4 separate regions of the Homo sapiens genome follow, and regions 2, 3 and 4 are each linked to region 1. A link is a loop called in an ENCODE intact Hi-C map of the cell type or tissue named here. Cell type or tissue: endothelial cell of umbilical vein. All regions are shown on one strand. Region 1 overlaps LIN28B (lin-28 RNA binding posttranscriptional regulator B). Region 2 overlaps LIN28B (lin-28 RNA binding posttranscriptional regulator B). Region 3 overlaps HACE1 (HECT domain and ankyrin repeat containing E3 ubiquitin protein ligase 1). Region 4 holds the start of LIN28B-AS1 (LIN28B antisense RNA 1).

Region 1 (8,000 bases):
TAGAGACAGGGTTTTGCCATGTTGGCCAGGCTGGTCTCAAACTCCTGACCTCAAGTGATCTGTCCGCCTCAGCCTCCCAGAAGTGCTGGGATTACAGGCATGAGCCACTGCACTTGGCCTATTTTATCTTATTTGTAATGCATGAGAAAATATCCTTTGTGCCATTGGTTCAGCATTTAATAAAGTACTTAGCATGAATAATTTTATTTTTTATGTTGGACTATGGGAATATATAATAAAGTATGAGTATAGTTTTCTTTGTATGGTCTTTTGTGTGAGACTATGTCCTTATATTTCTTAAGCATATAGCTAAAAATGGACACACATGATATTTTTATGCTCACATCACAATGTAAAATTCATTCCAACTACAAAGGCAAACTGATGTGGAACAGTGTGGAGGGTGAACAAAGGGGACTAAAATCATGTATAGCTTGTATGGAGTATATAGTTGTGGTATAATTTGTGAGCTGCAAGGTAGCTGAACATTTCTATTTTGGTGTCAGTCCCTTGGGAAGGAAGGGGTTTCATAATGGAGAGTGATCTGTACTCTTAGTAAGAGTGATTGACACTGAATGATTAAATAGAAGAGAATATAAATACCACTCCTCCCCCTTTTAAGGCTAAGCACATAGACACTAAATGCAAATCTTTTCAATGTGGAAGAAAGTCTGGCCTAATGATAGCACATATCAGGAAAGCCAAGGGGGTGAATTAACTATGCAGATCAAAATGTAAGGAAACCAAAATTATATAGCATCCTTAAAAATAACTTTTATAGCCCAAATCTAATGGTAAATGCACAGATAGAGGGTAATTGAAGATCCCATTTGTGAAAGTAGAATACTGACATCAGGCTCCTGGTCAATGAGTGGGCAAAATGGTTCCCTGAATTGGATAACACAGTGCATACCACGGTGACTGATAAAATTGATGTGTCTGCAGGAGAGCCAGCCCTATTACTGAAGCCTTTAACCTATTTTCTGTCTCTTTGAAAATGAGCTCCTGAGTGGAAGTTATCCTCAAGGAAGTGAATTTAATTCAAAAGAAGATATTTTATAGATGGGCAACTTTAATTTAAGAATTCACTTATCTATTGTAGAGGAGAACTGTGTGGGAAAATATATTATTATAAGTAATGTGGTTATATTTTTCAAATATGTCATTTTTTAGTGTTATTTTGAGAACCTGAATTTTAAGCATTAGCAAGTAAACTTTATTATTTAATCTTACACTCTCTTAGAACATATGGCTGAAACAATATTGAATCTGCACTGTAATACTTTATTAAGATATGTAATTATACAATGAATAATTTAACTACAACATGTGATTTCTTGTTTTTTTTTCTCTTTTTGAAAATATGATTCAGTCTGTCCTAAGATAAATACTTGTTAATCATTGCAAAGAATAAAAGCCCATCTTATAAATTCATTATTCTAAAGTATATAAGGTAATATTGCTAACTGGAGAAGCAGGCAATAGTTACCCTAATTTTTGCCAATTAAAAAATTCACTGTTCAATTTATGCCAGGAGATAAAATACTAAATATCCTATATACACTGCTTAGTAGGTTGTTAGTACCTTAGTAGTTTGTCTATGAAATATAAGGTAGAATAAATTATTAAGTTTGATGTTCTCACACACATACAAATATGTCATCATAATTCACTTCTTGTTGTGAGTCTGGACTTAAGCCAATTTTCTCAGTTAACACTTTTTTTGTTGTTGTTGTTGGAGATGGAGTCTCACTCTGTCGCCAGGCTGGAGTGCAGTGGCGCAATCTCGGCTTACTGCAACCTCCGCCTCCCAGGTTCAAGCAGTTCTGCCTCAGCCTCCCGAGTAGCTTGGGACTACAAGCGCGCGCCATCATGCCCAGCTAATTTTTGTATTTTTAGTAGAGGCAGAGTTTCACCATGTTGGCCAGAATGGTCTGGATCTCCTGACCTCATAATCCGCCTGTCTCGGTCTCCCAAAGTGCTGGGATTACAAGCGTGAGCCACCGCCACCCAGCTAGTTAAAACATTTTGTTATTATTTTTTAAAAACATTATAACCTGGCTGGGTGCAGTGGCTCACGTCTGTAATCCCAGCACTTTGGGAGGAAGGGGCAGGCGGATCACTTGAGGTCAGGAGTTCAAGACCAGCCTGGCCAACATGGTGAAACCCTGTCTCTACCAAAAATACAAAAATTAGCCGGGCATGGTGGCACATGCCTGTAATCCTAGCTACTCCCGAGGCTGAGGCAGGAGAATCGCCCAAATCCGGGAGGCAGAGGTTGCAGTGAACCGAGATCACTGCACTCTGGCCTGGGCAACAGAGAGAGATTCCATCTCAAAAAATATATATATATAACCTGTTGTTCTTTGTGCTTCATAAATGAGATTTATGGAGTCATAAATGTATTTGGAAAATAAAATAGAAAGCTCTTAAAATATTTCATTTGGAGACAAGTCATTAAACAAATTCTGTATTTAAAATCAGATTTAACACCTTTGGTAAATATAAATTTTTCTTAGTTTCTTCCACTAATGGTTTTTTTGTTACTTTTAATATAAAATTTTAGAAGAAAATCTGATTGAACAAATATACCTCTGAAAAAATTTTCTTGCTTAGCTTTCCTTGCCAAGCTAAAAGCTGAACTTTCAAACATCTAATACAAAGCCATGTCCCCAGTGTGCATTCACATATTATGGACGGATTTCCATTTATTTTAACTTAAAAGAGATCACCCTAAAAGAAAGCTAATTTCTTACAAAAAAGAAAAGAAAGTTAACTTTTCTCATCATTGAACTAGCATGAACCTTTATTAATTCAATCTAAGTATTTAGAAGCTTTCTTTTTTTAGCACTGTTCTGATTCAGACATTTACTCTATTGCTCTAAAATTACTTGGTAATTTGCCAGATATCATCCTGACTTTCTGACTAGACTCTGACTTTCTTATATATCAAATTTCACTGCATTACTTAATTTTATACAAAGGAAAAAAATTTTTCCAGTTTAGCTGGTTTCTACAGTCAAAATAATTAACATTCAAAGAAGTGTTAAACTTTTAAATTTGGTCTAAAATTTTGCCAGTTTCTGAGTGAATTGCCACTTTGTATCATGCCAACAGCTGTATTTCTACACTCTTGTTTTTAAAACTGGCTTGTTGTTTTTTGTTGAATATTCGCTGCCCTCTAGTGGGCTTAATGGTTCTTTTAAAATGACCAGATAGTGTCAAATTTAAAGGAATCCTTTCTATATGGAAGTGATTAAATATTCTTACATGTTTTAATACTCTTGTTTTTCACTGTGTTTAGTTGTGTCTCACACAACTAAGTTTTTAACCTCACCAGAACATTTTGGTGATGATAGTCTTTGAACCAACAGTGTAACCAGTATAAACAATGATAAATGCTTTTAAGAAGGCACATTAAAATAAGCTTATCTCATTGGTAGTTTGTGTGTTTTCACATTTTAAAATGTGTTTTTGGATACATGCTGCCTACTTCTAAGATGTTTTCATCTTTTTTCCTTGTAGATGCTACAACTGTGGTGGCCTTGATCATCATGCTAAGGAATGTAGTCTACCTCCTCAGCCAAAGAAGTGCCATTACTGTCAGAGCATCATGCACATGGTGGCAAACTGCCCACATAAAAATGTTGCACAGCCACCCGCGAGTTCTCAGGGAAGACAGGAAGCAGAATCCCAGCCATGCACTTCAACTCTCCCTCGAGAAGTGGGAGGCGGGCATGGCTGTACATCACCACCGTTTCCTCAGGAGGCTAGGGCAGAGATCTCAGAACGGTCAGGCAGGTCACCTCAAGAAGCTTCCTCCACGAAGTCATCTATAGCACCAGAAGAGCAAAGCAAAAAGGGGCCTTCAGTTCAAAAAAGGAAAAAGACATAACAGGTCTTCTTCATATGTTCTTTCCTTTACCCGGTTGCAAAGTCTACCTCATGCAAGTATAGGGGAACAGTATTTCACAAGCAGTAGCTGACCTGGGATTTTAACTACTATTGGGGAACTGTGAATTTTTTAAACAGACAAATCACTCTAAGCAAATTACATTTGAGCAGGGTGTCATGTTTTATGTTAATTCAGAGAATAAGATACTATGTCTGTCAATATGTGCATGTGTGAGAGGGAGAGAGCCTGAGTCTGTGTGTGTACATGAGGATTTTTATATAGGAATGTAGACACATATATAAAGAGGCTTTGTCTTTATATATTTGTGTATAGATCAAAGCACACACCCTCTCTCATATAATTGGATATTTCCAAGAATTGAAAACCCATGTGAAGCATTATAGATAGTTTTAAATTTAACCCACTGGAGTTTTCTTGAAATACCACTTCTTTTATATTATATAAAACTAAAAACACGACTGTTACCTTTTGTGTGAACCAAAGGATACTTCAGATCTCAGAGCTGCCAATTATGGGGTACTAAAGGTTTTTAAGACATCCAGTTCTCCCGAATTTGGGATTGCCTCTTTTTCTTGAAATCTCTGGAGTAGTAATTTTTTTCCCCCTTTTTTGAAGGCAGTACCTTAACTTCATATGCCTCTGACTGCCATAAGCTTTTTTGATTCTGGGATAACATAACTCCAGAAAAGACAATGAATGTGTAATTTGGGCCGATATTTCACTGTTTTAAATTCTGTGTTTAATTGTAAAATTAGATGCCTATTAAGAGAAATGAAGGGGAGGATCATCTTAGTGGCTTGTTTTCAGTAGTATTTTAATATCAGCTTCTTGTAACCTTTTCCATGTTGTGAGGGTTGTAAGGGATTGTGTGGCAACAGCAGCTTCCCTTGGCTAACTCAATCTTCTACCCATTGCTTAGAGCAGGGAGCCCTCCTTATTTACTACTGAAGACCTTAGAGAACTCCAATTGTTTGGCATATATTTTTGGTGGTGGTTTTTATTCCTCCTGGAGAGTTATCTAATTTGTTTCTAAAACAAACAAGCAGCAAAGAAATGAATTAAATACTGGGGTTGAGAATTAAAATTAAGTGGATGTTCACAGTTGCCCAATATATATGACCTGCAAATGATACGAAAAAGTGCAGCATTTAGTGGCAGTTAACAAGAGTGACAAGCCTGGGGCAGAGGTACCAAACCTCTCCCACCAGAGAGCTAGAAGTATTTTATACAGTAACTTTGATCTTATGGAAGTGACCTTCAATGCTTATTCTGAAGTAACCTATATGGTGGATACAGGATGAACATTCAGTGCCAGGGAGAATCTTCTCAGGTTGGTTCTCGTTAGAGTGATAAACTGGCTAGGGGCCATAGTATTGGTCCTGTTAGGTTTCGGTCATGGAAAAAAAAATTATTTTGGGGTCATCCTGGCTCTAGATGTTATGGGCAAATTTCTGAAACATCTGCAAGAAGGTACCAGTTAATTATAGTGCTTAATATTGGGAATAAGATTAAGCATTATAATTATAATGTATGGGCCTGTTGGTGTAAGCTCAGATAATTAAATAAAAATAGCATGACTCAAATGAGACATATTCTGCTGAACAGTTTCTACTTCCTCTCCCGCCTGTCCTGTCATGGGAGACGTGTATAGTTGCTGCTGTTTCAGCAAACCACCATAAGACGAAAATGCCTCAGGTTGGGTTGCCAGTCCTTTACAACTCAGCTTGAATTTCACAACAGTGATTGTGAGAATCTGCGTGGTATACACTGAAATATCGGTGTGCTGTGATGCAAAGCTTACCTTTGACGATATTGAATGTGATATAGCTGTAGAGAAGTACTTCCTTGCCTTATGTGAGGATTTCAAACTTATTTAAATTATGTAGACAAATCAAAGTGGCATTGCTTAATTTTTAGCAGGCATAATAAGCAAGTTAACAGTAAAATGCAAAACATGATAAGCGTTGCTCAATTTTTAGCAGGTATAATAAGCAGGTTAACAGTAAAAATGCAAAACATGATAGATAAGTCACTTTGAAAATTCAAACCAAAGTTCCTTCACCTTATGGAAATAGGAAATTATGGACTTCAAAATTGGACACTTCCTGTTTACAAAAAGAAATTCAGAGCTAAAATCATGGTAAAAAAAAATAGAAACACTTGAGAACTATGGTCTTTATGGGTGCAATTTGAAATCCTTTTCATCATCTTACCAGACTAAACTAAGAGCACATACCAAACCTATCTTATGGTTGAAAGTTGGGGTTTATTTTTTATATGAGAATATTATCACTATTACATAACATACTCAGGACAAAGAACTTTGCTCAGGGAACATACCATGTAATATTTTTGTTGTTTCTTTACAGACTAGTCTACAGTCCTGCTTACTCAAAACAAACCAAATAACTTATACCTTTATATAAGTATTATGTACTGATGATAGTAACTACCTCTGAGTTTGACACAGATCAAAATTTTTGAATATCAGATATCAGTTATCCTATTTTTATTTCATGTGAAAACTCCTCTAAAGCAGATTCCCTCAACTCTGTGCATATGTGAATATCACTGATGTGAACACATTGTTCATTTACATAGGTAAAATATTACTCTGTTTACAGCAAAAGGCTACCTCATAGTTGATACATAGCACACCTGTATGTATGCTGTTCCAGCCTTACAGGTGGCTGATAATTCTCTGGTACAGAACCTTTTTATCTGTATTATAAATAGCAATTCACAACTGCATGTTTCTGACAAACACTTGTGAATAATGAAGCATCTCGTTTTAGTTAGCAAAGTCTCCAAACATTTCCTTAAAATAATCATGTATTTAGTTTAAAGAATTATGGGCACTGTTCAACTTAAGCAAAACAGAACACGGAAGCAGTCTTAGAAGCACCACTTTGCCCAGAGGTGGAGGTTGGAAGGGGTAGCAGGGAGAGGGGTTGGTGTATGCAGGTATTCATGCTAGGCAAAGAGTTTAAAAGACGCCAATGTCCTTCATTTACTGTCTGTGCTGCCCTGAAGCCAAGCGTATTGCAGCATTATAGCCCCAGGCACATAACTAACTAGCACTGGCTTGCCAAGGAATGAACATGCAATGCCATTACTAGCTATTGAGGGAAAAGGGTCTGTGTGAAGCATCACTTTGCAGGGATTACTAATGGTGGGGCAGCAGGTCTGTGAATTAAGTTATCTCTTGACCTCACCCTCATGTCAACACAAATGTAATTCCTAAACAAGATGCATTGCCAGTCTCTTAGCCCTGTAAGCTGATCTTTTGCTACATGGCAGACTATAATGAAAACATTTTTATACTTGGGTTTCTAGTCTTCACTAGAAGGCCTTGGATGTATTTTTGCAGTTGAAAGATTTAGAAAGATTTTTACCTGCTTATAACTTGGAAGTTTAGAGTGCAATGTAAGAAAAAAGATCAAGAAATGTCATGTTATTAGCATCAGTCCACCTCCAATATTGCCGATACTTTTTTTATTCTGGCTCAGTTTTATTTTGCACCAGTGCGGCCCCAAGTTACTGCTGGTTGTATTTAGTTTGTGAATAGGAGCCCATAAGTGTTAATAGACTTTGTAACATTCACTATAAGATGAATTATACAGGACATGGGAAATCTCATTAAGTCTTAAAGTTAATTTAAATTAATTTATCTGTTTTCTCTAAGAAATGTTTATCATAAAATATATATGTGTATTTCCCCTTTGGTTATAAAATTTGGGAAAGTATGTACAAGTGCAGCTGCACTGACTTTAATTTTCTAGATGTCTTAATGAGATTTATTTGTTTTAGAGAAGAACATCTTGTTAAAAGCATCAAACTCTGTCTTACATAGCTGTCAACAGCCTCTTTAAGATGTGGTGGTTGTATGATCTGTGTCTTAATTGTTCAGTTAGAGTGAGAAGTTGACCTATGATTCATTTTTAAATTTTATATTTGGAACAAAGCTGCAAGTTATGGTAAAGTACTGTACTGTGAGAAGTATTATGATATTTAATGCATCTGTGGCTTAACACTTGTGAGAGTTACCAGCTTGAAAATGATGGTGTTGACTACCTCTTGAATC
Region 2 (8,000 bases), 82 kb before region 1:
TACCAAAATAAAAAATAAAAATTAGCTGGGCATGGTGGAGAGGACCTGTAGTCTGAGCTACTTGGGAGGCTGAGGCAGGAGATCACTTGAGCTCAGGATTTCGACTGTAGTGAGCTGTGATCACACCACTGCATTCCAGCCTTGGTGGCAGAACAAGACCCTTTCTCAAAAAAACAAAACAAAACAAGATTTTATTGTTGAATAAATGGCCATTGTTTAATTTGTTTGTTTCAGGCTTTTAAAGTTAAGAGCTTTGGCTGGGGGCGGTGGCTTAGGCCTGTAATCCCAGCACTTTGGGAGGCCGAGGTGGGTGGATTGCTCGAGGCCAGGAGTTCAAGACCAGCCTGGCCAAGATGGTGAAACCCTATCTCTACAAAAATACAAAAACTAGCCAGGTGTGGTGGCATGCATCTGTAGTCCCAGCTACTTGGGAGGCTGAGGCACAAGAATCCCTTTAACCTGGGAGACGGAGGTTGCGGTGAGCCGAGATTGAGTCACTGCACTTCCAGCCTGGATGACAGAGCGAGATTGTCTCAAAAAAAAAAAAAAAAAAGTTAAGACCCTTAATTTTGTGAGCGTCAGTACAAATAATAATTCCAAAAGCAATAAACCAATCATCTTAGAAAGTTACTTTTTCTTAAATAGTATTGAGCAGAAAATATTTATCTCTAAAGGTATCATTAAACTATACCAGTTCTTGATAAAAATATATATATATATTTTTGAGACGGAGTCTCCTTCTGTCGCCCAGGCTGGAGGGCAGTGGCGCAATCTCGGCTCACTGCAAGCTCCGCCTTCCAGGTTCATGCCATTCTCCTGCCTCAGCCTTCCAAGTAGCTGGGATTACAGGCGTGTGCCACCACACCCGGCTAATTTTTTGTATTTTTAGTAGAGACGGCATTTCACTGTGTTAGCCAGGTTGGTCTCGATCTCCTGACCTCGTGATCCGCCCGCCTCGGCCTCCCAAATTGCTGGGATTACAGGCGTGAGCCACCGCGCCTGACCGATAAAAACATTTTTTAACTTTTAACGATACTTTTAAGTGAAGATCTGTGGCAAAATAAAATTGTTTTACTAAGAATTAGCAAATCAGTTATTTAACTTATCCATTCAATTTTGTTTTCTGCCAGGCATTGTGTTAGCTATTTAGGATTTAAAAATGGATTCAGTCATGGGCTCTGTCTTCAAGGACCTTGTGGTTTGGAATAGGAGAGAAAGCTATAAATCGTTCATAAAAGTGACATAGATCCTGTTGGGAAAATTTGTATATTGGAATCCCAAAAGGGGAGGTTTTTCATTTGTCAGGGTGTTAAAAATATTATGTAAGAGTCGATTATTAATTTGAGCCTTGTAAGAGAAGGGTCTTTGTCAGGCAGTAATTCTCAACAGAGAAGGCATTACATTCAGAGCCAGGCATTTTTAGAACATTTTAAATAGTTAAGTGTGGGCAAAGGATGAGAGGACGGTGTGAGACAGTTGGTTGAAGAGGTAAGAGGGATGGAAAGGTTGGCCTTAAACTTATTGAAAGGTCGGCTTTAAACTGATTCACACGGGGAGCCTTTGAAGGATTTTAAGCAGACAAGTAATTTGAACAGATTTTCACTATAAGTGGTTCTTGCTGTATTGCAGACTGAGTTATCCCTAACTGGAAAATCTCAAATCCAAAATCTTCCAAGATCCAAAAATTTTTGAGCACCAACTTACTGTCCAAAGGAAATACTCACTGGAGCATTTTGGATTTTGGGGATTAGGGATGCTCAGCTGGTAAGTATAATGCATATATTTCAAAATCCCAGAAATGTCCAAAATCTCAAACACTTCTGGTTCCAAGCATTTTGGATAAGGGATACTCAGCCTGTGTATTGAGGATGCATTTAAGGAAGGTAAGAGAACTGCATTTCTAGGAAAAGGGTAAAGGAGGCCTTAACCAAAGCAGTAACACTGGAGACAAACAGGAACATTAGAGATTTAAGGAGAGTATACTTAGGATTTGGTAGACTATTGGTTGTAGAGGGTGAGAGAGGAGGCAAGCATACGAGTGACTTATTACATTTCTAGCTTGAGTTGATTGAGTGGATCGGAGAGACAGAAGCATGAGAATTATAGTGAAGGAGAGGGATCCTCAGATTTGGGGGGGCCAGATATAAAATCTGTTTTAGAAATGTAAGTATGCAGGCCCTGTGACCATCCAGTTGGATATATTCATGTGGGTCTGAGAACTCAAGTCTAGGTTCTAGTTATAGATATGGGAATCATCAGATTTAAGTGGTAGTGAAATAGAAAATGTAGAGTGGGAAGAAAAGAATCCAGGAATAGAACTTAGCAAAGTACCAGTAAATAAGAGGGATTAGTGACATACTTTCTTCATAGTGATAGAAAGATATAAATGTTTAGATCCACAAGAAGCATATCTTCTGTTTCGGAAGTAGAAGGCAAATATATATGTGCGTTTAATGGAAACATTTTTACTCAACAGCATGTAAATAAATACATGTAATAAGAACTGTAAAAACATGATGAACTAAATATAAACTAAACTAAAAAAAATAGCTAAAGCCAAACTAAAAGTAGCTTGGGCTTATATAATGAAGGGAAACTTCTTAGATAACTATGTCTTCTGAGTAAGGTTTAAAAAATATTTAAAAATTATTTTAAAATTATATACTTTATATATATATATATAAAATACACATATATACATACCCCACTAGAAACACATGTGAATCAAACAAAATCAGGTTTATAATTTGCAGCAGTGTGAGACACGGCACATCATGTGGAATCTTGTAGCATCTCAATAAGAGGGCGTTAAAAAGGACTTATGGGACTTGAGTTTATGTTAGGGGATTTGCAGAGGGTTAAGGAAGCAGGGATTTGCTCTGGACTGGATGCCATCAGAAAGCAGGAGTCATTCTGTGGTTGGGTATCTTAACAATTCTTATCTAGAAAGAGGAATATAGCAGGGCTAAAACTAGAAATTGTTAAACAACTTTATTAGCCAGAAGAGGGGAGTGTTTGATCATTTCTGGTTTGGACAGTGTTCTTGTTTTTGTCTCTGTTCAGATAAGGTCACAGAATGTTCTTGTCTGATGTTAGTGTTCTCTGAAATTGTTTATGTTCAACAGAACACTCTTGGCCTAACAGATAGTGCCAAGACAGCTCCTGACTGTGAAGGGCTGCTTCTGTCTTTCTCAGTATATAACAGTGATAAGTGAAGAGAAGAATTTAGCAAAGGCTTAGAGGCAGAGACAAATGTTGGGTGTTGTTAGGAAGTGCTCTAGTAAGTCTGTATTGGGAATACACTAAGGACAGTAATTAAGGAGGTGTAGAGGGGTAGTAAAGTAAGGAAAAACCAGGTCGTATATGGTTTTAATTGATAAACTTTGGAATATCCTTCATGTAGATTCCTTAACCAGGTTGTGGTATGATGAAAATAGTGTTTGTGGACAAAACTCCCCCTTAATTGTTTAATGAACATTTTACCTTGCCTATAAGTCTATTTCAAATAACTTTATTTTTCTTAAAAATGTTTGTCCAAGCCAGGTAAGGGGGCATGCACCCGTGGTCCCAGCTACTTGGGGGAAGCTAAGGTAGGAAGATCACTTCACCCCAGGAGTTTGAGGCTGCGTGAGCTAGGAATGAGCTATTGCACTCCAGCCTGGGTGACAGAGTGAAACCTTGGTTTTTAAAAGGAAAAGAAAGGCCGGGCACAGTGGTTCATGCCTGTAATCCCAGCACTTTGGGAGGCCAAGGCGGGTGGATCATGAGGTCAGGAGATCGAGACCATCCTGGCTAACACGGTGAAGCCCCATCTCTACTAAGAATACAAAAAATTAGCTGGGCATGGTGGCACACACCTGTAGTCCCAGCTACTCGGGAGGCTGAGGCAGGAGAATGGCGTGGACCCGGGAGGCAGAGGTTGCAGTGAGCCAAGATCGCGCCACTGCACTCCAGCCTGCGCGACAGAACGAGACTCCGTCTCAAAAAAAAAAAAAAAGAAAAGAAAAAGAAAAGAAAAAGTTTGTCCATAAAATATTTTTACATGGTTATAATTTTAATTTTATTGTTATGATATATAAATATTGTGATTTATATAGTATTTCGTATATATAGATAAGATGGAGTGAAAGGAAGAAAAGAATAAAAAATTTGAACCTTGATGATGACGAAATTGAACTGTATCTATATGTATAGTTTCTCAGTTGCCCAATATAATATAGTACCAACAAAAATATGTAACACCCGCCCCCCCCCGCCACACACACACGTTATTTCTATGAGATAGCCTGAAAGTTGCAATATAGACCTGACTGCTAAAATGATAAAATGTTTTCAGGTTGAGAGGTTTGACATTTGGTGATGATGATAGAGAATAATGATGGTAGAATTTCTAATGGTAAGAAGCTCATACTTGTACTGAAATCAGAATTTATAATCTGCACATGGCCGGGTTCATATCCCATAAAAATTAGTCTTAGCACATTAGCTAAGGCTGACACTTCCGGGTTTATATGCCTAGCATCCCCATTAGTGTTGGTGTCACTCATGGGAAGCAGCAGTAGCCTTTTTTCCTTAATTTATTCCCTTGTGCCTTTTTGATGAGCTTGTCTTCTTCTACATGCTTTTGAAAAGACTGTCTTATTTATATACAATAATAAACTGAGGAAAAAAAGGTTTCATTATTGGAAAAGCCTTATTGTTGAAAGATTGTTTTAAACCCTTTTATGCTGTAAAATTAAGTCCTTTTGTTATCCATTTAACTTGTTTTAGTCATAATTAGAATAGTTTTAGCTAAAATGTGTAATACTGATCAAACCATACAATAACAGAATATTAAAATAAACATACCTAATTCAAGACCCATGTTTTTAAGAAGTGTTTCATGTTATAAGACCCCACAAGGTTAAAACCAAGAAATAATTGAAGTTCATTGCAGTAAAATTTAACCTATTATGTAATTGAAGTCCTGTGACTATATTTTATTCATAAAGCATAAAGTTCAACTAAAAGAGGGATGTAAATCTGTTAACATTTTATTATCATTTTGTTTAGATTTTTCAGTGTTAAACAGAACATACTTAACAATGAGCTTATTCCAAAATAATTTAGGATTAGCTGGTTTAATTTTATTCTTTGTATAATAGTTTATTGTTAAAATATAGACAATAATAATTTGTGATTTTAAAATTTGTTTACCTTCACCATTTATATTTAACTACTTTTTTCTCTCCGTACTTGCCAGCTGTGTCATGTTACAACTGCCTATATAAAAAATTAATTTCTTCTTGTCCATTCATTTCCTCTTAGAATCCAGTATCATTTATCATTCACTGATGTTGACATTTAAAGTCATTTTTATATTTAGATAACCTATTATTTATAAAAGTAATGATGGCCATTTAATGAGTGAAATATTTTATTCCAAATATATTTTAATGTCATCAAGACAGTTTACTTACACATTGGGGTCTAAAATATTTAACTAAAGTGAGTAAATTATGTATAAATTAAGTATGTATGTACGGTAAACCAGGTAATTTTTTGGGTATTGTGCATGACTAAGGATCTTTGTCATTTTAACTATATTTTTATTACTAGACTTAAATAGCTTGTAGAAACTTCTTAAGTAATTGAAAGGCCAATTGCAAAGTAAGAAAATGATTTATAATGTACAGACAAAAGATTTAAAATCCTTGCAGTATATAGAACTTTTGAGAATTAGAAAAAACAAGCATCGTTATCGAAAATGGGCAAAGGACAGGAATATGGAAATTCATGAAGATATAAATATAGAAATTAAAGAACTGAAATTTGAAAGCAACATTTAGTAGATGAAAGTTTGGCAATGTTATTATTTTATTTATTTATTTATTTTTTGAGGTGGGGGCTAGAGTTCAGTGGCATGCTCATAGCTCATTGCAACCTTGAACTCTAAGGCTCAAGAGATCCTCCTACCTCACCCTCCAGAGCAGCTGGGACTATAGGCCTTTGACACCACTTCCAACTGATTTTGTGTTTTTTGTAGAGATGGGATCTTGCTATGATTCCCAGGCTGGTCTTGAACTCCTGGCCTCAAGCAGTCATCCCACCTCAGTCTCCTAAAATGTTGGGATTCCAGGCATAACCCACCTAACCCAGCCTGTTTTAATGATAATACCTAATACTAGCAAGGTTGCAGAGAAATAATTTGTAATGTATATCAAAAGCATGTAAATTAGAATGGATATGCACAAAGATATTTATTATAGCACTTACAACAAAGAATTAGAAACATGTTCATCATTAGGTGATTAAATCATGAACATCAATGTAATGGCATGTATATTGTGTAGCCAATTTAAGTTATTTGTTTGTTTTACCCTGTCTTATGGTGCTGAACAAAGGAAGTTCTTTTTTTTTGGAGACGGAGTTCGTTCTTGTCGCCCAGGCTGGAGTGCATTGGCATGATCTCGGCTCACTACAACTTCTGCCTCCCGGGTTCAAGTGATTCTCCTGCCTCAGCCCCCGGAGTAGCTGGGACTACAGGCATGTGCCACCATGCCTGGCAAATTTTGTGTTTTTATTAGAGACGGGGTTTCTCCATGTTGGTCAAGCAGGTCTTGAACTCCCAACCTTAGGTGTGATCCGCCTGCCTCGGCCTCCCAAAGTGCTGGGATTACATTGTTAACTGTATTCAGAAGTTCTTTGATTTCCTTGGCACTCCTTTTGAGGACCACCAGGGAAGGGGAAAGCTGAGCACATTTCCATTCTGCTTCAACCAGAATGTTTTGTCTCTATTTTTTTAATACAGAAGTTTCAAATAAGAGTTTACCTGCAAAAATGGTGGGGGAGGGGGCACATTTGGCTGCTAAAACCATGGTCTTAAAATGTTCAATTCTATGCATGTTATCTTCCTAAATGAAAAAAGTATAGTATGAAACATTGGGTATAGAAGGAGCCATGTTTAAAAAAACAGTTATATCTCCATCTCTCTGTGTGTATGAAAAAATGCAAGTTTTCTATACACACAGTTTTTTATAGTGGTAACAGAGTGGTAAAAAAATAAAATGGTCACAGTAGTGTGGTGGGATTTCAAGTTGTTTTTTACTTTCTGTTTTTCTTGTCTATATTTTCTAAAATGAATGGGTAGTATTTGTGACGATTAGAAAACAAAGCAATAGCAGTCACTTATAAATACCTTTAAAATGTTGGCACATTTCCATGCAAAATTCTATTTTAATGCTGGTCTGGTCAGAACTAGTTTTGCCTGTCAAGACTAATTGTTCAAGAGACCTTTTTATATAAAAGAGCTATGTTGTAACTGGATTTCTGTTGCACTAGTGTTTTAATTTAATAGGTAAAATAATTTAAATAATAAAGAATAAAAATTTAAAATATTTATTAAATTAAAAAAATAGAAAATCCTTCCTTAACCTAGAATAATAATCACTAAATATAAGATTTACTATATGCCAGTTGTTCTAAGCAGTTGACATATATTCACTCATCTAATTCTTACAACAACCCTAATTCAGAATTACTGTTATGTACAGAAAGCTGAATTAATATGACCAAGGTCACACTACTGATTCAAACTACCTTAGATGTTACTTTTGTATTCCGAGTTTCACCTCGTTGAACTCCAATTCAGACAACTAATTCTTTTAAATTTTAAAAATAGTTTATAGATGGCAGATGTGAAAACATATATATATTGACATTTATGTGTATATTTTATGTTATTTGTATTTTCAGTTTTTTAAAATCATCTTGTTAGAAGCCTTTGACCAACAGCTGTTGTTACTTCACTCATTGCTACCATCATATGCAGATAGTAAACAAGAAGATCTTCTAGGTTGATCAGATGCCCTTTCTTATTAAAATATTTTTGAAGTTTTGTCTGTGGTAGCTTTGACCCTGAGTTACTATGTATATTTTTAAGCAAGCTGACTACCACAATTATGTGGGGTATGAACAGTGTCTACATGCTCTGCCTGTGGAACACATATAAATCATTTGGC
Region 3 (8,000 bases), 290 kb before region 1:
CAAATAAAGATTAATAGTTTATAAGTGGTACAGTGGTTAAACAATCCCTTCATCCTACACTATTTTAAATATTCTTATTGAGAATGATTAGCTATCCTTCTGCAAATAAATATAAAAGTTTATCTCACTTTTTGAATCTGACATGATTACAGAATGCTACAAACTACACCATGTGCTACAGAAAGACTCACCTTTAAAATATTTCAAGGAAAGAAATAATCTTTCTTTTAAAGACCGCCATGGAAGGAGATTATACAACCATATTTGGAACCTTAGAAAATGTTTGAACTATTCTGCCAGGAAATTCTTCCCAATTATTATCTAACAAATACCTTCACTGCCACTTTCAGCCTTTCTTCAGATTTCTGTAATATTCTCTTTTTGAAAATATTTTACTTACTGAATTTGCAAATAATTAAATCACCTCAGGCCTTCATTTACACGTTCAACCAAAAAGCAGAAAAACACAACAAAACCAACAAAACCACCACTACTACAATCAACAAAAACCTAGTTCACTCACTCAACCAGTACTATGCACTAGGTAGTCGGGTTAAGTACAATGTTTCCTTTTTTAAGAGAAATTATACCCTCCTTCGAAGTTAAAGTAAGCATCCCTCTCACCCGTAATGAGGGCTCTTCCATACTCACAACGGTTGACAGATTTGGAGTCCCTGAACTGCTTAAAGAAGGGCAAGAAGCACCCAGCTGCCATAAATACTGACAGATACCTTCACTGAAAATTCTAATCATGATCCAAGTTGAAACTATAGTTTCTCTTTATGAGCAAAACACTGAACCTGCTGTAGAAGATGAAAAGAACTTATGTCAGCAAAACTATTTAGCTTTATATCAGAAAATGAACTTCTGAAATGGAAAGAACAGGTGGTGATATAAAACTGCTTGAAACAAAAAGAAAAAAGAATAATTGGCCTCTAAATGAGAAAAGATAAAACCTAGAAAATCAACACACTGAAAGGAGGTAAGGCCTAACGCAAGAAATGACACAGGCTGATCATGCAGATGAGCACTGAGTCTAAACCAACAGTGATCCTATTTTCAAATATTGACAATGTGTAAAAAATGAAAGACAAATTTTCAGTGGTGCAGAAATAACACCAAAGAAAAAAATGGATATGTGTAAAAGTGACAACAAAGATGTCGAAAAGCCAGAGTTTTTAATAAAGGAACACAGCAAATAATTAGAAGAATGAGAAAAAAAATAAGATAAGTAATAAACCACATTGGACCTTTCTTTACTTTTCTCTCTTTTCTTACCTTTTATTTCTTCAATCATACATACATTAAAACTAAATCCCAACCTTGAGGTGAGTTTACCTAGGAAGTTTTCTCTTTGAAGATCTATTCAGAAAATTCATTCTTCAATCACAAAAAAGAATACTATGAAAATAACTTTAATTTCTAACTATGGTAGCAGCCACCAACAAAAAGGATTCAAATAAATTTTAAAATTAAAAATAAACCATTGCATACTATATCTGATACTTTCTATATTCATAAATAATAAAATACATTAAATAAGAAACACCATACATACCATTTGTTACCGAACAATGAGTTAATTACTACTGAAAATATTAGCAGGTTTCTTGGTACTGTGAAAATACTGCTTCATTCATTATTATTGAGTGATCCTTACTGAAGAATTATATTCTACATATAGTAACAATGATATGCCAATCATACATGATTTATAAGCATTTTAAGTCATATTTCAAAATATACAATCTCGAGCTTACTGAACGATTTTTTAAAATTTCAAGAAGTGCTGAAATGAGGAATGAATTTGGCAGAAAAGTATTATTAACTTAATGTTCATTCATAGTACATTGATATCCTGTTAGTCTGACTATTCTTAACCTAATGTCAAATGCCACAACCCACAAGATAAGATCTTGAAGTTAAAAGTTTCACAATCTTTCTTGGTTACCAAAATTTCCAAATTGTAAGTCTATGAAACCATTAATAGTCACAGCTTACTATTCACAAAAAAAGAACACAGCAAGACTCAGGAAGCCTAAATTGTCTTCCCCATGTTCACTGTGCTTCAAAAATAAAAATGATCTTCTCCTTCAAATGCTCCAAATTTCCCAAGGCACTAGATAAACATCTCTTAATGCTGAAAGAATGGCTATGTGTTAAGACTAACTTGAAGAACTTCTAAAATAAATCAGAAAACTAATAACAGGATGTTAAACAATTTCACCTACTAAAAACACATGGCCTATAAACCCACTCATTCTTAATGGAAAACCCATTAGTTAATTTGAACAATAAAGTAGCATTAGAGTACCTTGTTAATGAAATGGAAATTAGGGATCAATTGCTACCTCAGACAAAATGTGGTAAGAATTAAAATGGTATTTCCAGTCTAACATCACAGCAACTCAGTAACTAGCAAAGATTTTTACTTGAAATCACCCCCACAATGAACAGGAGATCTGATTCCCATGGATGACAATGTACAGTTTCTATTTTTATCCTTGTAAATGGAAGGGCAGATCATTTTGCCAATCCCCAAAGATTCCATGTTTCATTCATAAAACTGAATGAAAAGAGACTAATAAATTCTTTAACAGTTAATACTTATTAATGTGTTTAAAAACTAGCTGAGTTTTACAATTAGTGTTTTACAAAATGGAAGTTCAAAATTTAAGAGAAAATAAGTGATGAGAAGAAATAGTAGTTGTCAATGCTGTAGAAAGCAGTACCTTAAAAAATGAAACAAAGATACCAACAAAATTCTTGAAATAAGAAAGTATTTATATATTATATATATCATAGACACATGACAAAACATAAAGTCTGGGTTCTATTTTTTAAACATAAGCTAAAAAGGAAAAACAGATATCCTTTTCTACTCTATTATGTCTGTATTGACTGTGTAGGTAGAAAACTAACATTTAAATCAATATTTAAATCATTTAAATCACCTATAGAGAGGCTACTTAACACATATTTTCTGATATTAGCTAACAGGTAGCAGATCGAAATTTTAACCAAAGAAATCAGACAAAATTAAATATAATCTAACCCAATTTGAATAATATTGACCACATCTATACCTGATTTGATTTTATATTCATCATTACTGATGAGTAGAAAGTATGAGTCAAAGTCAAATCATGGGTAGATTCCGTCACTAACAAAGTGAGCCACGCCAGAACACATTAAAAACAACTTTGTGTGATATGAATGTTTGAAGCAGTAAAGCTTGCTTAAAACAGCCCTGACAAAAAGAGTAGGTCAATAATGTAGATCAAAATTTTACAAAGACAGTAAGTCGTCACTCCTAACTAGAGCTCAAGGAAGTGGTACGTGAAAAGCCACATGAATTACAAGAATGCATAACTTCATTCTTCCAGGAGGTGGCACAATAAGAAAAAAAAAAAAGAAAACAAAAATACACACTCAACGTGCACACACACACATACATATATGGCTAAAAACTGTCCTTCCTAGACTGATTTTTTTAAAGAGAGTAAAACAGATGGACAGACATTCATACATAACCTTTCTAAAAGACTACCATATCTATTCTAAGTATTAATCTACTAGTGTCAAAGTTCTTGCAAACTTTATTTTTACCTTTTTGCAAAAATTTTCCATGTAAGGAAAGAATCATTTAGTATAGAACACTAGTTTAGCTTTGAATTTTAGAGACAGCAAAGCTTTCAATCCTAACTAGTTTTCAAGGAAGTGGCACATAAAAACATTTATATCACTTTTTTGATAAATAACCTATATTTTATACTCAAACCATTGTTTAAAGAAATGTAAGTTGGCTGGGTGCAGTGGCTCACGCCTGCAATCCCAGCACTTTGGGAGGCAGAGGCAGACAGACTGCTTGAGCCCAGGAGTTCGAGACTAGCCTGGGCAACATGGCAAAGCCCCATCTCTAACAAAAAATACAAAAATTAGCCAGGTATGGTGGCATGCACCTCTAGTCCCAGCTACTGGGGAGGTTGAGGTGGGAGCATCACCTGAGCCCAGGGAGGTAGAGGCTGCAGTCAACCATGATTGTGCCACTGCATTCCAGCCTAGGCAACAGAGTGAGGCTCCGTTTCAAAAAATAAATACATGAAGAAATAAAAAACACAAAGTTATTAAATTACACATTTTTCTAAAATCTGTTACTTTAAAATGTCACCCAAAAAAACATTAACAAGAGCAATTATAGTCCTATTCATTTTGTTTACTTCATAAAATTATAATTTAACATGAGTAGCAAAACTCCCTTGGTTTTTACATGAATCTTCCAAGGACTTCATCCATATGTGCTTAGAAAGGCAGCTGAAGCAATACAAAATATTTTAAGAAAATATCTCAACAACTCTTCCTTGCAGTTATCTCAGGAATTAACTGTCAGCAAACCCAGTAAATGAAAGTACCTTACTTTGAAAACACATACAGACACACATCTAACACACATATCATATTAAAATCTAAATAAAAACTGTGCATTTTATTTCCTTACTAATAAGAAATACATTTCTTTCAAAAGCATGGTGGCTGCATATTACATTAAAAACCTATAATTTAATAAAATTAATTTTAAACACTAAATATCTCTACCCTTAGAATAAAACACCAATGGAATAAAAAATTTTATTTGTAAGAAAAATACAGAAAGCTCACCAACTTGCTGTTGATTAGACAGAGTTGAGAGGAGAAAGGTGTGCCTAATTTTGAAAGTGATATGGGTATAAACCAAACTTACAACCTGTTCATGAGCTTTCTGATTAATGAATGCATGCTTTGTCAAATTCATCTCTTTTACGTCTATCTTCCTAACAATGCCATATACTTTTCTCACCTTGAACACCTGGCTTCTTGGAGTTTTATTCCCATTGTAGCCCATATCAATTCCATTACTGGGGGAGGATGGACCAATTCGAAAGACGTGACAAAACATTCTCACAATCCTTAAAAGGCTCTTCATTTGAGCATCATAATTGCTAGAGAGGCTGAAAATAAAAATTAAAATATGAGATTAGAGTAAAACAAATTACATATTAAAATACTTATTTTAAAACATTTTCATCCCACTGACCATCTGTTTCATATTATAATGTAACTGGAGTACAATTCCTTTCCTATCATGATAGGAGATAGAACAGTTTAACAGGAAGTTACATTATTTAACTTGCATATAAATAAATTACTATTTCTTAAGCACCCAGAATATAACCAATGATCAAAGCATAAAACATGAAGAAAATCACTCCTTTAGAATAGTTGGTTTCTTGTGGCAACAACTTCAAGGCAACTCCTAAATTTTTACTTTCAGAAGTATATTTGTAAATTAAATTTATACTTTAGAAGTCTGTATTTCACAGAGAAGCAATGGTATAAATCATCATATTCTTAGGCCAACCCACAACTGTTTTAACGAAGAAGCTAAACTAAACTCTGCCACTATATCCATAATCCCATATCCCCTTCCCACCACAGAATAGTAACAAATTATTCACATATAGAACATTCACAAATTGAAAAATTTAAAAGTTGCTATCTGCATTAGGTTTGTTCTCTACGTAACGGGCTGCCTTATGACTATACACAAATATAGGAAATATTTGCCTACCATGAAAAAAGAAAAGACTAAAATTCAATTAACACTAAATCATATTAAATTAACATAAACTCACTTTTACTGATCAGAAAGCCCTTCAGAATCCCACAGTTACCTTGGTATTGGTCAACATCATGAATACCAATAATTACCTTTCCACAGAAAAACTGTACGAGTTAGGCTAAATTTGTATTGAATCTAATAATATATCTTTAAACACAGTATTTTTGTTGGTTGATGGTGGTTTTATTTTGAAATCTCTAACATCAGTTATCTTGTATCACAAATGTCGGAGCAAAGCAAAGAGTTGCATGAACTTCTGCGCAGAACAGCAGGATTAACTTTGTATGTTGGAGGCCAAAAGGGTGAAGGTCATGATCAACTCAGTATACCACTGGAGGCTATATGAGTAAACAGCCAACTGTTCTCATAAATGCAGGATGCTGGCAAACTGAAAAACTGCATCTGCCACCCAGAAGGAATGCTGAGGGCAGTCACGACCCAGGCATAAGTATTTCTTGTGATTAGGTACATCTGAAGCCTGTTAGCAATAATATGAAGCTGTGATCAATCAAGCAGCTGACCAATCATTTGCTCCTCCTCCCTGCTCTTTCTACCCAATAAATACCAAGGGCTGCAGAAGCTCAAGGTTGTTGCTGCCTTTGCTCATTAGAAGCACGGAGCTCTCTTCTTCCCCGGCCCCTTCCTTTAAAATAGTTGCTTTTGCCGGGCGTGGTGGCTCACGCCTGTAATCCCAGCACTTTGGGAGGCCGAGGCAGGCAGATCACGAGGTCAGGAGATCGAGACCATCCTGGCTACACAGTGAAACCCCGTCTCTACTAAAAATACAAAAAATTAGCCGGGCGTGGTGGCAGGCCCATGTAGTCCCAGCTACTTGGGAGGCTGAGGCAGGAGGATGGCATGAACCCGGGAGGTGGAGCTCGCAGTAAGCCGAGATCGCGCCACTGCACTCCAGCCTGGGCGATAGAGCGAGACTACATCTCAAAAAAAAAAAAAAAAAAAATTAATTTCCTAACTCAAACCCCTATCATTGTAAAATCCTCGCCTTTGGTTTATATGGGTATATTCTTATTCAGTGTCTTACTTAGCATATAGCTATGATTTCTCTGTTCATTTCCACATTGTTAACTACCTTTACTTTCAATCATAAATATATAGAAAGGACGATAAAATTTCATTTCAATATAAACATAGCATTATGTGCAAACGCCTCAGTAAATGTTTATTATCTTTAGCAAATATTCCTGAAATCAGTTAGATAATAGGCTACAAATTTTTCCAAAAGTGTGCTGGATAACACCTTAGTTGTCACTAATTAACATATATTTGAATCAGTTATTTTCTTAATGAAAATTTCTATTAAAACAAGGGTCAACATTACTTCACATAATGGGTTAAGAAACATAAAATGATTCACAAATAAACACAAATGAGATACTCTACAAAAATACCATTAAACATAAATCAGCAGGGGGAAACAATTTGTATTTGAAATCATCTTAAGAATTACCTTTTTACAGTACAATAAATTCTAACTAATAACCAATACTCACTACCAACCCCAACAATGAGATATTTACAGGCCAAAAATGGCCATAAAAATAAGATTCTATAAAGCACTTGGAAGGTAGCACCATAAGTGGTGAGAGAGCACAGTTTAGCAGAGTAATTTTTTAAAAACTACTATTGTTTTGGTCATGGGTTCCTTTTTCCTACCCTGTTTCTCCTGTCCCACCAACCACCCCTGTCATTTTTAGAAGCTAGATTAGAACCTAGAATCCGCTATTTACTAATGAGGATATAAATCCAGGTTTATTTATTAGCTTGGCAAATCATTTAACTTCAATTTTTTTACATGTAAAATGGAGATAACATCTAAATTATAAAGTTACTGTAAGGTATAAATGAAATAATATATTCGAATGCTCCTTAGCTTGGTACCTGCTTAATAAGTGATGAAGGTAAACTTAAAAACATAGATACATCAAAACATAAATGCTTTATAATTACTGTGGAAGTATATATAATATGACAAATATTTAAGAAGAAAAAATAAGTTTTCTAATGTAGGAAAACAGGTTAAATGGTATTATAGGGTACTTAAAATTATAACCATCATCACCTCTACTATATACTGGACCCACTGTTTTGCATTTTACAGAATTATCTTATTTCACTCTCACAACTCATAAAGATATTGCCAGTTTCCAACAAAATGGAATAAAATCCAATAAAATCCTGATTAGACTGTAATTTCAACATAGAGATCTTGTCTGTTTTATTCATGATCACCTCACAGATGGCCTAATGGATGGTACGCCCTCAAAAATATGTATTTGGCCAGGCGCATTGGCGCACGCCTGTAATCCCAGCACTTTGGGAG
Region 4 (8,000 bases), 140 kb before region 1:
AGGTAAAATAAATTATGACCATGGTCCCAGGTAGAGGGATTCACTTTTATAAAGAAATTGCCAAGGTTCACTTTTAGAAGGAAATTGCCAAGGTCAGGCATGGTGGATCACGCCTGTAATCCCAGCACTTTGAAGGGCCAGGTGGGCAGACTGCTTGAGGCCAGGAGTTTGAGACCAGCGTGGGCAACATGGTGAAACCCCATCTTTACTAAAAATACAAAAATTAGCTGCGTGTGGTAGAGCAGGCCTGTAATCCCAGCTACTTAGGAGACTGAGGCACGAGAATCCCGTGAACCCAGAAGGTGGAGGCTGCAGTGAGCCAAGATTGCACTACTGCACTCAAGCCTGGGGGACATAGTGAGACCCTGTCTCAAGAAAAAAAAAAAAACCTGAAAAGAAAAAGAAATTGCCAAGAGCCATACGTAAATGATAAATTCCTTTGTTCTTATGGCTTTTCATTCATTTCTAATCATGCTAACATACTCCTTAATGCTTAGCCTATCAATGTTCATCATCGCCCCTTTCGGGTACCTTATATGAAATAATACATTAAATATTATAATGTCCCATTTTTTATTTGTGTCACAGGAGCATGATGGCATGATGATAACTAGTTTGAAATCAAAAAAAAGGATGAACTCTTGAGTGCTGGGATACTAACCCTGGGTTGTGTTTTAATTTTTTATTTTCTGTTTACAATTCTTCTCAGGACTTTAAATAGGTATTGCATAAATATACATCACACTTAAATGCTGAAAGGCTTACAAAATACCTAGAAACATAGCTATTAAAAAAAACAGTTCATTCTGTAAGTGCATTTGTAAGCTCTACTCATAAATAAAAAATTACTATAATGCTTTAAAGTCAAAGCATATCACATTTCAGATGGTGATATAATTAATTGCTGTTTTTCATTTCTAGTAATCAATGTCCACATCTTTTTCCTCTAAATTATATTTGAAATCATAGTGTAAATTGATACAATGATTATAACTAAGAATTGTATCTGAAAGAATCCTCTGTACTACTTCGCAAAGTAATGTAAGAAATACTTTACATACTTGCCAGTGAAAAGGCATCTTTAAAGTAAGTGGTATTCACTCCACTAGCTCAATGGAAAGTTGAGCAGCCATCCAGGGAATTTGCTGAAGGTGGTAGCCAATGTGGAAAATTCTTAGGAGGGGTCACAACAGGATTTTGCTTCTGATCAGTTTGTCTGCATTGATCTCACTCCCAGGCCAGAGATGCTTTTTTCTAGACTGTGGTTACCCTTGATAGATACATTGGTTTCTTAATCCCAATCCAGAAATTGGAAGGGAGAAATGTATCATCACACAGCAACGGTTTGGAGATTTGCCTTTTAGTCATACAATAGTAGCCAGTGAACTGGCCTTTATTAGTTACTTTCAAATGAAAGTGTTTTCATTTGAAAAGTTTTCCACTTTTAATTTGATTTCCTATATTTTAAATTTTTGAACAAATTTTTAGTTTGCTGAAATATTTAATCCCTTTAGTCAGTTCCACAGAACAGTCCAGATTACAAGGCGATATTCGATTTTTTAGCTGGTCAGATAATGATTGACTAGTACTGTTTAGTTCTGAAAGTCTGATGAGAAACTACCCAAAGTATAAGAAAGAACTATAAAATTATCAGGTAGAAAATTATAGGAGAGAAAGCAGTGATATTTTGGGAACATATACCAAAATACCAAGCTAAATATGTGTATATATCACAGTATTTTTGGCCCCAGATCTTGTGGCTCTTTGAGTGATGATGATTAAGTTTGTATCATCCAATTTGACGTTGAGTATCTTATTGTTTAGGAAAAGAAACAGCTGACAGTAGGTTCCCCAAACTTCTGGCATTGTCTACCATGCTCACTGGATTCTGAAATACATGACTATTATTACCTTGAATTGTGCTGTTCGGAATGATGTCCAGGGCATCTGTAGTAAAAGAAAAGAAGACCTGGGCTTCAGATATGATTTTGTTACCTTCTTACAGTTTTACCGCACCAAGGTGTCAGGTTGGGGAGCAAGGAGTAGCATCGTCCCGCCTCCCTCCAGTCGCACCCTAGGGACCGCCATGTGAGCTTCCCTCCCAGACTGACGCTGCGCGCGGAGAGCCGGGAGTCACAGGCCCAGGCACTCGCAGCCTCCACCAGAACAAACGGCGGCAGCGGCCGTGCGCGCCCACGGCCTGCGCGGGGACGCGCTTCGGGGGTTCGGGGGCGCCCGCGGTAAAGCTCCACCGCGGCCGCGCTCGCCCGCCCGGCCCTGGAATGAATGGAAGGTTCAATCTCGCGCGCTCGGCGCCGGCAGCCAATGACGCGGCCGGTAGCGGCGGCGGGCAGGTGTGCGCGTGCCGCCGGCTGACGCAGGGCTCCAGTCGAACCGCCTGGTGCCGCCGCCGCGCCCCGCGCTCCCCCACCCGGCTCAGCCCCCTCCTCCCCGCGCCCCGCCACTCGCCGGGCTGCGGCGGCGGAGTGGTGGCGACAGCGGATTCCGTGCCCGGTGGCCGCGCGCCGCCCGGCTGTTCCGCGTCCCCTTGCCGGCTCACAATGTGCTGACCCTCCCGGCCCCGCCGCGCGCCTCACAGGTCTCTCGACCTCCGCGCTCCCTCAGGAAGTGACAGACTCCAGGCCCCTTCCTCCGCCCCGTCCTTCGGGACTGAACGCCACACACGTCCTCACACCCTCTCCCCCTCTCACACCCAGGCTAGCGACGCGACCATGAGGCCCCGGAGGTAAGCAGCCGGCCCCGCGGCCGCGCGAGTGCGAGCGTGGCCGGGTGTGCGTGCGGGTGCGGACGCCGCTCGCGGTCCCGAGTCTGGCACGTGAGCAACGTCGAGGGGAGCTCCGTGCTGAGGAGCAGGAAGAAAAGAGGAGGCGCGAGCGCCAGGGAGGGGCGAGGACTGGGCACCGCGGGGAAGTGACAGGTCTCGCAGCAAGTTGCGGTTCGGAAGCCGGCGCGCCGCGTCTTTCCTTCGCCGGCCCTGATTTATTGCCCCGGTGCTGCCGCTAAGACGCGGGCAGTCGATGTACTTCCGGGTTCACACCTTTCTCTCCCCGCTCGGTGCTGCTGGGTCGGCGCCCGGTGTGGGCACTGCGTTGCCACAGCGGCCGCCCAGGCTCGCCGCTGCGGTTGCTGCCGGGCGGCCAAAGCCGGCTTGGAGCGGGAGGGCGGGGCGGGGCAGGGCGGGGGCGCAGGCCACGCGGGGGCGCAGGGCGCGAGGGTGCGGCGCAGGCTGGGGTCCCGGCGGCGGGTCCTCGCGGCCGGTGCCGGCTCGTCTGGGACGCACGGGGCCGCGCCGCCAGAGGGCGTGCGCACCTCCCTTTCGCGCTCCGCAAGCCGAACTGCTTTGTACCGGGCAGGCGTCGGGGATCGTTTTTGCTTTGGTATCGGTGATGTAAATTCATGAATTAAAATTAAGGATTTTGAAAAGAACGGGGAAGAACGCACTTGGATTTAGGTTGTTTTTGAAAAGGAAAAACCAAAGAGGAAATGATACGTTTGCAGGAGCATTAACTGACTACTGACTGGAACATTGGATGCGGGTGCTTTGTGAAGATTTGTACTCCAAAAACTTTTTTTAAAAATTGCACGTTGGTAAATATTGAGTGTTTTCGAGTAAAATCTAACAGTATGTATTTAGTGCCCTTATTGCGGAAATTTCTTAAATGTAAGTAATAGTAAGTCCGCCATTTTGAATTGTTTCATGTAACACAGAATGAAATCTTAGGTGCCTGTGTTTCCTTGAGTTCCCTTCAGTTCTTTGTGGGTTTGTTTTCATCCGTAGGTTTTTAAGGTTGCCAAGTGTCACTGTTCATGGAACTAAATTCTCCACTGTAGATTTTTATACCTATTATTGTTAATGCAAGGGGAAAATAAATTATACTCCTATTCTATTGTAGTTTTTTATTTATCGATCACAAATACTGTGGAAGTGAAAATTACACCTGACAACTAGTATTAGAATGAATTTAAAACGTTTTACAACATTGCTGGGAAAATATGACTTAAAGTGATTTTTAATCAAGAAAATATTAATGTTTCTTTTTTTGGTGCTGGTTATTACCATATTTACTTAGATAATGCAAAAGTGCTTTTTTAAAAAGCACATTTTTACGTCCAACAATAAGTATAAAACATCACAGTTTTATGAAAGCTTTCAGGGAAGATTTGAAAGTTAAGGGTGAATTCTTGGAAATATATGCCAATTTGTATGAAAAAATAAATTTGCTATGAAATTTATGCCTTTTTTTCTTCTGCTGTGAATTTGCATAGATTTTATAGAGGAGTCATATGATAAATTAACAGAAGAGAATGTAATAATCAGTATTCCATTTTCAATAATAATTACACCCTTGTCCATCTTAGGGAAGGTTCTTGCCTGCCAAATTATTTATCTTTGCATGTATGAAACACAGCAATCCAGTGTGCTTAATTTCCTACAGAGCTTTAGAAATGAAACTGACACAAGGCCTCTTCTACCAATGAATAAAAAAGTTTTATTTGACTTTTCCATTTTACAAGTAGGATCAGCTAATCTTTGCTTTACAATATAAGGTCATAAAAATTTAAGGAATTGGATCGGGTTGTAATGCATATTGGTTTTTGGTAACTTTATAGGTGCTTCTCAATAGATCTGGAACTAAATGATTCAATAATTATATTCTCATTAATCCTTGTCAGACTGTATGGTGTCTTACTATGTATGTTCTCTGCTAGACTTCAGAAACAATAAAAAGTTTGTTGTGAAATTAGTCAAGATTTAAATTTAAAAATCGCTAGGTTGTGAGGCGAGGTATGTCAATCTTATACTTTGTAAGGGAAGCAAATCGAGATTTAAAATAGTAGTGCTCAAAGTTAGTCTTCAGAATAACTTGTTTTTAAGTTTATTGCACATATAAATCCCAAAATACGGTGAATTTAAGTTTGGCTTTTTTTTTCCGGTTTACTCTGAAGAAAGAGAAGATTAAATAGATCTTACCTGCCTAAAAGTTTGATAATGCTTGGTATCTGATCTGGTAACATGATTAGGGTTTTGTGACACACTGCTGTCATAATTTACAAATCATGATTAAAGGAAGAAAATAAGTTATTAAATAAAACATGTATGAATAACAGTCTTCAGGTGTGAGTGATGTCTCTTTAAAAATAATTGAAGCGCTAGGCACAGCTACCAAATTTGGGGACTGTATTAGCAAGTTCAGGTCAGGAAATGATCTATAAACATTTATCTTAATCCAAAGTTGCATTGATTTAAAAAATGAAACATGGGCATACAGGGATGAATCAATTTAGAAGTAATTAAATTATTGATTATGAAAGTGGCGTTACAAATTTTTGGACAACTAAAGCGTTTTCTTATTAGGTATTTTTTAATAGAATTTAATTTTCTTTTAAAATTCTCAGATACTCAGTTTTTTTTGTTTAAATACTTTTGAACCTGTACCTTATTTCCTTGACTTTTAAAGGGACTGTATTTTCTTTACAAATAACTACTGTTTTTGATGAACCACAAAGTAAAGTATTTCTAGCTTGCCAAGAAGAACAATGGAAATTCTTTACATTCAAATACTTCAGGTTGATTTATATGAATAAGTCTTCGAATATATGAAATACAGAATCTCATTGTTTTGAGAAACTTGCCCACCATGTACTTGTATACATGTACATTATTGTGTTGGATTTCTCTGACACAATGATGCTCGACAAAGTCGCTGGCCACAGTGCTGAATCAAGACAGCCATATTGGTCCCTGCTAAATCTGACTGAAAACTGTACAGTACACAGAAATTGTGTAGGGATTCAAGTAGCATCATGACTATAGGAAATATATGCATATATATTTCATAAATTTTTTTTTTGCTTTTCACCTAGTTGAATTGGAATCATCAGAAATTGTGATAGAGAAATGTTATCCCTGAAGTATATTAATTTACTGTGTAACATTGATTTTGAATAATGTCAGTAAAATCAATAGGATCAATGCTAGAGGTTTTCTCTTTCTTTGAAAGCTGCCACTTGCAGATGATGACAAGATTTTAAAAACCCGTTTAAGCAACTAGTTATTTAACTCAAAAACTGTACAGTTTTAGTTGACACTACTGGTAAGATAGAGTATGAACTTGATATTTGCAATTTTTGATTTAGGTTCATATTCTGGCACTATCAAAACCAACATCAAAATATGTGATATCAAGCTTAAATTAGAAATCATTCATGAAATAAATTACACTTAAAAACATTAAATAATTTAAAAAATAAGAATATAAATTTTGAAATTATAATGATATTGACCTGTCATTTGGGGGAAATTTTCTATTGTTTGAAACAGGACAAACAGCAGGCTTTTACTGCTTACAATATTACTGTGCTCTACATTATATGAAATGAGTACTAGTATGAAACCATTGTAGAAATTACCTGAAAAGTAATGTTGTAATACATTTAATATATCAGTAAAAAGTACTATTTTAAGCATAGAACTTTGACATGATTCTTCTAAAAATAGAATGGGTTGATATGCAGGATCATCAAATTAAGGGTCAAAGGTGACAAATCAGGACAAAGGGCATGCAGCTCATTTTCAAGCAACCAGTTTCTAGTTTTTTCTTAGCGGAACAAAAGCTTAATTATATGGAAAAAAAGACTTGATGTTGAATGGCCAGTTCTAATGGTGGAAAAACATGTTTACAATTTTCTAGATATTTTGAAATCAGTATTTATTTTACAGACTTACTTGGAAAGGCAAGAGCCGAAATGCTACTTTTATGTTTTTCAAACATTTTTCTGTGCATCATTTGTTCAGACTTTACAAAAACATTTTAACTAAAATATTCTAGACTGTATAGGTTAAAAAATAGACATTTTGTGGATTTAACATTTTAGAAAAAATCTGTAAATTATGTGTTATCTTTTGTATTAGTCTGTTATAATCTCCTCTGTTAGTTAAAATCCTATTATTTTTATTTGCTATTACATTTATTACATCAGTAAGTCACCCAGTGTTGTAAGGATGAGTAACTTGTAAAGTGTCTCTTTATCTTTATTAAAATGTTAATTGAAAATATTTAGAATACACAAAGTTCTCATTTACTTGTTAATCTCTGGTGATGATATAAATTTTGAACCATTAATAATGTTGTATATTAAAACTTAAAATGTATGTCAATAAAATTTCCTTGTTATTATTGTAATTAAAAGAAGTGTTCAGTTTTACCTAGAATCATTTTTGTTTACTGTATCAAAAAGCCACTTTAAAGTTTTGTCTTAAAGTTATGGTGGGCCTTCAAAGTATATGTGATTACCTTTTTTAAGGCAGGAATTTTGCCATTATTTTGATCTTTTTGATTTGAAACCACTATCGCTTTCTTTTACTTTTCTTCAACGTGATCTAACAGTGACTGGGCTGTGAGCTCGATTACATAAAGTTATTATTTCATATGTTGGAAAATACAAACACATTAGCAAAACTAACTGTGCTGTGGCTCAACTGTGTTATAGCTTACATTTAAGCTAAAGAATTGTGTTTGCCAGCTGCTATCTGTGCCATAATATTGCCTTTAAACAATTTTGAAAATATGCCAGTCATCTTAAATTATTACTCATTTGTTTTTATTTTCCAAAATAAATTCTTCTTATTACAGTATTTGAAGAGAATGATAGAGGTGTCCATATCTTATATGAAACAAATAAAATTTCTATTTGTAATATGGTTGAGAAAATTAAATTTATCTCTGTGATTCAGCAGTGCCAAAAATACTACCCTCTGATTTAAGGTTGAGTGTTTCATATGATATATTCTAAATTAAATTATATACTTTATAAATATAAGAAATAATGCAACTTTGAGATTTTTTCCTAATATAAAATTTTCTGTTCTCTTGATAATTGTAAAAATATTTCACCGAATGTGAAGCTTGTTTTCAAACTCCAATAGCCTAATATTTTTAAACTGTAGAAAGTCATGTGTAACTATTTCTCTTACTTTT

Evidence for each region. Peaks named below come from ENCODE experiments on the same cell type or tissue, not always from the same donor. Only the 100,000 strongest peaks of a DNase experiment are listed, where the experiment ranks them.
Region 2: it touches region 1 in a loop (15-fold over the local background); 25 of 110 quality-filtered maps call a loop at or near these places.
Region 3: a loop joins it to region 1, with 18 times the contacts of the local background. A loop is called at or near these places in 36 of 110 quality-filtered maps.
Region 4: a loop joins it to region 1, with 17 times the contacts of the local background. A loop is called at or near these places in 24 of 110 quality-filtered maps.

The regions. Positions count from the first base shown.
Region 1 is chr6:105,074,889-105,082,888 of GRCh38, forward strand. It overlaps LIN28B (lin-28 RNA binding posttranscriptional regulator B), which reads left to right. Exons shown (of 4, transcript NM_001004317.4): 4 at 3,526-8,000. The coding sequence ends at 3,895. Among named protein-coding and RNA genes, the nearest start is that of POPDC1, 58 kb to the right of the region's middle. In endothelial cell of umbilical vein, a CTCF peak has its summit at 3,183 (motif pointing left); a DNase peak (open chromatin) is centred at 3,163; H3K27me3 peaks cover 187 bases.
Region 2 is chr6:104,993,299-105,001,298 of GRCh38, forward strand. All of the region lies in intron 2 of LIN28B (lin-28 RNA binding posttranscriptional regulator B), which reads left to right. Among named protein-coding and RNA genes, the nearest start is that of LIN28B, 40 kb to the left of the region's middle. In endothelial cell of umbilical vein, no CTCF peak of the experiment used is centred here; a DNase peak (open chromatin) is centred at 3,063.
Region 3 is chr6:104,786,667-104,794,666 of GRCh38, forward strand. HACE1 (HECT domain and ankyrin repeat containing E3 ubiquitin protein ligase 1) reads right to left here. Exons shown (of 24, transcript NM_020771.4): 11 at 4,838-4,988. Among named protein-coding and RNA genes, the nearest start is that of HACE1, 69 kb to the right of the region's middle. In endothelial cell of umbilical vein, no CTCF peak of the experiment used is centred here; a DNase peak (open chromatin) is centred at 3,395.
Region 4 is chr6:104,938,267-104,946,266 of GRCh38, forward strand. It overlaps LIN28B-AS1 (LIN28B antisense RNA 1), which reads right to left and starts at 2,261. Exons shown (of 3, transcript NR_046407.1): 1 at 2,112-2,261; 2 at 1,912-1,947. It also overlaps a transcript of LIN28B not described here. RefSeq lists an enhancer at 2,483-3,317. In endothelial cell of umbilical vein, a CTCF peak has its summit at 3,338 (motif pointing right); no DNase peak of the experiment used is centred here; H3K4me3 peaks cover 1,266 bases; H3K27me3 peaks cover 1,250 bases.